2 separate regions of the Homo sapiens genome follow, and region 2 is linked to region 1. The links are chromatin loops, found by intact Hi-C in ENCODE. Cell type or tissue: Caco-2. All regions are shown on one strand.

The links. A loop is a pair of places that touch in the nucleus more often than their neighbours do. Peaks named below come from ENCODE experiments on the same cell type or tissue, not always from the same donor. Only the 100,000 strongest peaks of a DNase experiment are listed, where the experiment ranks them.
Region 2: a loop joins it to region 1, with 10 times the contacts of the local background. A loop is called at or near these places in 17 of 110 quality-filtered maps.

Annotation. Positions count from the first base shown.
Region 1 is chr19:37,897,281-37,899,780 of GRCh38, forward strand. It overlaps WDR87 (WD repeat domain 87), which reads right to left. Exons shown (of 6, transcript NM_001291088.2): 2 at 885-1,005. The coding sequence starts at 959. LOC107985301 (a long non-coding RNA gene) reads left to right here. Exons shown (of 3, transcript XR_001753935.2): 2 at 649-839; 3 at 936-1,799. Among named protein-coding and RNA genes, the nearest start is that of WDR87, 8.1 kb to the right of the region's middle. In Caco-2, a CTCF peak has its summit at 1,560 (motif pointing right); a DNase peak (open chromatin) is centred at 1,591.
Region 2 is chr19:38,141,430-38,143,929 of GRCh38, forward strand. SIPA1L3 (signal induced proliferation associated 1 like 3) reads left to right here. Exons shown (of 22, transcript NM_015073.3): 11 at 1-6; 12 at 1,144-1,281. Among named protein-coding and RNA genes, the nearest start is that of SNORD152, 20 kb to the right of the region's middle. RefSeq lists an enhancer at 2,102-2,500. In Caco-2, a CTCF peak has its summit at 1,181 (motif pointing right); a DNase peak (open chromatin) is centred at 1,182.

The sequences.
Region 1 (2,500 bases):
CATTGCAACCTTTGCCTCCTGGGTTCCAAGTGATTCTCCTGCCTCAGCCTCCCGAGTAGCTGAAACTACAGGCACGGGCTACCACACCCGGCTAATACTTTGTATTTTTAGTAGAGACGGGATTTCACCATGTTGCCCAGTGTGGTCTTGAACTCCCGAGCTCAGGTGATCTGCCTACCTCGCCCTGGCAAAGTGCTGACATTACAGGCATAAGCCACCACGCCTGGCCCTGGGATCCTTGTATGCAGAGCCAACCATAGCAAAACTGAGCTTGGCAACTGTTTTCTCTGGTGCCTCCTCCCCTGTTTTAAAAAATCTCTCAGCCAGGCACAGTGGCTCATGCCTGTGATCCCAGCACTTTGGGAGGCCGAGGTGGGCAGATTACTTGAGCTCAGGAGTTCACGACCAGCTTGGGCAACATGGTGAAACCCCATCTCTACTAAAAATACAAAAAATTAGCTGGGCGTGGTGGCGTGCGCCTGTAGTTTCAGCTACTTGGGAGGCAGCTGAGGCAGGAGAATTGCTTGAACCTGGGAGGCTGAGGTTGCAGTGGGCCGAGATCATGCCACTGCACTCCAGCCTGGGCGACAGAACGAGACTGTGTCTCAAAATAAATAAAATAAAATAATAGAAAAACTCTCTTTCCAGAAGGTCAGTTCCTCTTACAATCCTCCAGAGTGTCCACTTTCCACTATCAAAATGTCCTTGCGAGAAGTCTGTGACTCATGGAAATTGATGGCCTACCTCCTGCTAAGGTGGTGACTATAGTATACCCTGTTTGCTTCCTGTTCTCAAGGACAATCTGTGGCTCTTCTGAAATGCTCATGACTGTAAGACAGGTAGCAGCCAACCTATAATATGTTTATGTCCTACATATACATTACCTTGCTTTTATTTATGGTGTCATTTAGGAGGAGTTTTAAATCTTTCCACAGGGGAATGAGCCTGGGGGAAGACATCACCGTCAGACTCCCTTGGCCCTCCTGAGGACTGTTGCTTAAAAACCTGTGGGAATCCAAAAGAGCCCAGCTTAGTCACTGCCATTTTCCGAGAAGCTAGGAATCAGAAAGCAACAACAATGAACTCATGTTTATTGAACACCTTCTGAAAGTCAGGAACTGTGCACAAGACATACCTTCTCATTTCATCCACTCTACAGCCCAGTAAGGTAGGCATTATCTCATTTTATAGATGAGAAAACTGAGGCTTGGAGAGAGCAAATTGGGAGTGAATCTTAGCGTGTTCCTGTCGTAACCCAGTAACATATATGGGTGAGAGAACCAGAGAAACCGAGAGAGGGGCTGGGAAAGAATACCCTCACAGGCAAATAATAGTCCTTCACATTTTGTGGTGTGTCCGGAGAGCATTTTGTGAAGACTGTGGGTTCTCAAAGTATGGTCCCTGGACCTCATGAACCAGGACAGACACTTAACGACTGTAAGTGACAGACACTTACGACTGCTGTTTGTAGGCTGGCCTAGTTCTCAGACAGGTGACCACTCTATTTCCTTCCAACTCATACTTCATGCTTTTCAGCTGCTCTGGAAACATGACAGTTAAATTTATAGTCTGGCCAGCAGAGGGCAACGGAGGCCAACCTTTCCTGCCAGATGTAGAAGAACTTCATCCGTTTAGAGAAATGGTGGGAAGTTGTTAAAAATGCAAATTATTGGGCCCCACCCCAGACCTACTCAATTGGAAATTCTGAGATTAAGGCCCATCAATGAATAATTGTTGTTGCTGCCCATCAATCTGAGATTAAGGCCCATCAATCTGAGATTAAGGCCCATCAATGAGTTGTTGTTGTGTTGTTTTGTTTTGTTTTGTTTTGTTTTGTTTTTAAGAGATAGGGTTTTGGCTGGGCACCGTGGCTCACGCCTGCAATCCCAGCCCTTTGGGAGGCGGAGGAGGATAGATCACCTGAGGTCAAGAGTTCGAGACTAGCCTGGCTAATATGGTGAAACCCCGTCTCTACTAAAAATACAAAAATTAGCTGGGCGTTGTGGCACGCCCCTGTAATCCCAGCTACTCTGGAGGCTGAGGCAGGAGAATCACTTGAACCCAGGAGGCAGAGGCTGCAGTAAACCGAGATTATACCACTACACTCCAGCCTGGGAAAGAGTGAGACTCAGTCTCAAAAAAAAAAAAAAAAAAAAGGAAAAAAAAAGAAAAAAAAGAGACAAGGCTTTGCTCTGTTTCCCAGGCTGTAGTGCAGTGGTACCATCATAGCTCACTGCAGCTTTGAACTCCAGAGCTCAAGTGATCCTCCCACTTCAGCCTCCCACATGCTAGGACTACAGGCATATGCCACCACACCTGGCTAATTTTTGTTTCTTTGTTTTGTTTTTGTAGAGACAGGGTCTCACTATGTTGCCCAGGCTGGCCTTGAGCTCCTGGTCACAAGTGATCCTCCTACCTTGGCCTCCCCAAATGCTGGGATTTCGGGCATGAGCCACCACACCTGGCCTATTTTGTTTTTTTGTTTCAATTTTTGTAGAGA
Region 2 (2,500 bases), 240 kb after region 1:
CAAGAGGTAAGCACCTGCTGGGGGGACCAATACTTCCCAACCCCCACCAGCCCACACCCATCCTCCGCCCCTCCCTCTCCTCACTATTTCCTCCATCCTCTTCCTCGCCTCAAGCTTTCGACCTTCCTTCTTATCCTTATGTCTCCCTTGTTCCTCCCTCCCTCCTTCGTTTCAGCTTTCACCGTTGGCCTCTTGTCTGGGGACCCAGTGCTGGGGAGCTCTGGGTTAGAAATCCATTATACTAAGTAGACGACTGAAGCTCTGCTTTTTAGGCTGGGCACGGTGGCTCACGCCTGTAATCCCAACATTTTGGGAGGTCAAGGCAGGAGCATTGCTTGAGGCCAGGAGTTAGAGAGCTTGGGCAACATAGCAGAACCCTGGCTCTATAAAAAACATTTATTAAAAATTAGCCAGGTGTGATGCACACCTGTGGTCCCAGCTGCCCAAGAGGCTGAGGTGGGAGGATGGCTTGAGCCCAGAAGTTGGAGGCTGCAGTGAGCTGTGATTGCACCACTGCACTCCAGACTGAGCAATACCTTATCTCTGAAAAATAAAATAAAATAAAACTGTTATTTTTAAGGTGAAGGGACTGATAAGCACAAAATTTAGGACAGTGACTTCTTCCTGGAGGAGGCAGGGAAATGGGAAGTGGGGAAGCCCACAGGTAGATGTTAGCACCACCGTTCTAGTCCTGGGGTTGGCTGGTAGCTTCAGGGAGTTTGTTTTATGATGATGACAAATATAACTTAACAGATACTCTTTTGAAGATATTATATATTAAAAGATAAAAAGAAAATTTTCCAAAAAATGAAGGAATCCAACTTGCAGAGGGACATCTTGTCCCCAGGGGGCAGAGGCGAGAATGGTCTTGAGCAGCCTGCAGAAGCTGTGAGTTGCGGGCAGCCGCAGTGGATCCGGGAAGAGGGGGCCCAGGAGCATCCCAGCTTCTCTCGCCCTGTGCTCAGCATCCTCCCCTTCATCCTGAGCAGTGAATAGCAGAAGGGATGTGGCTGGGCGGGGGAAAGTTCGGTTGGTCTGTCTGTCTGTCCGTCTGTCCATCCATCTGTCTGTCCGTCCATCCTCCCAGGGCAGGGGTACCCTCCTACTCACCCTCTGCCTCCTTCCTCCCCTGTCTCCTTCTAGGCCTGTCAGCTTCCCAGAAACCCCTTACACAGTATCACCAGCAGGGGCCGACAGAGTCCCTCCCTACCGACAGCCTTCTGGGAGCTTCTCCACCCCCGGTTCGGCCACCTACGTGAGATACAAGCCATCCCCAGAAAGGTCAGCCTCCCTCAATTCTTTTCATGTTAAGGGATCTGATGAAAGCTGTGCCTCCTTCTTCCCCAGCAAATGCACACCCCCACAATTCTAGTTGCCATTTTATGGTGTTTCTGGACCCCTGAAGGTCCTCAGAGGAGCCCCATGGGGTGGTTATGTCTCAAGTTTTGGAGCAAAACTGGGCCGGGCTGGGCAGGACCCATCGTTGGCTTTCCTTGCAGCAGAATTTTGATTGCTGTTCTCTTGACACCTGTCAAGCAAGAGCATCCACTATCCAGCACGGCCATGCATCTAACTCTCTCCAGCCCTAAGCCCCTAGGACCAGGCTGCCAGCATTACCCAGTTTTCGAGATCTTTCAGGATTCAGTTCTGCCCACTTGCGTCCATCTGCAACCTGGCAGCCTGAGAGATCTCCCCAAACCCTCCATGGCTCCCCACCAGCCTGAGAGATCTCCCCAAACCCTCCATGGCTCCCCAGTGCCCTCAGGATAAACTTGGCATTCAAGGCCCTTCAGGCTCTGGCTCCGGCTGAGCTTATTCCCCAGCTGCCTTCAGCCCTCGTGCCCTCTGTTCTTCCTCTGCCCCCAGGTCCCTGTCTCAGGGGCAGCCACATCAATCCTAGTCCTTGGGCCTGAGCTGTGGCCCTCATCCTGTGAATGTCCCCTTCCTCCTCCTCCTTGCAGTGGTCCTCCTCCTGAGCATCTCTGTCACCCACCCTCTCCTCCTTTCCCTGTTCTCTTGCCCAGGCCACCACAGTGGGCTTCCAGCCTTCATCTCACCTCCCCTGGTCTACCCTCCACTCAACACTCAACAGCCAGAGGGATCTTTCTGTGTCTTTTTTTTTTTTTTTTTTTTTTGAGACCACTCTGTCGCCAGACTGGAGTGCAGTGGCGCAATCTCAGCTCACTGCAACCTCCACCTCCCGGGTTCAAGTGATTCTCCTGCCTCAGCCTCCCAAGTAGCTGGGACTACAGGCTCTCGCCACCACGCCCAGCTAATTTTTGTATTTTTAGTAGAGACGGATTTTCACCATGCTGGCCAGACTGGTCTCAAACTCCTGGCCTCAAGCGATCCGCCTGCCTCAGCTTCCCAAAGTGCTGGGATTACAAGTGTGAGCCCGTGCACCTGGCCAGATCTTTCTATACCTGAACATGCCTGTCCCCTGCTCCAAACCCTCCCACCACTCCCAGAGCCCTCAGGACACAGCTTTGGCCCCTCCCTG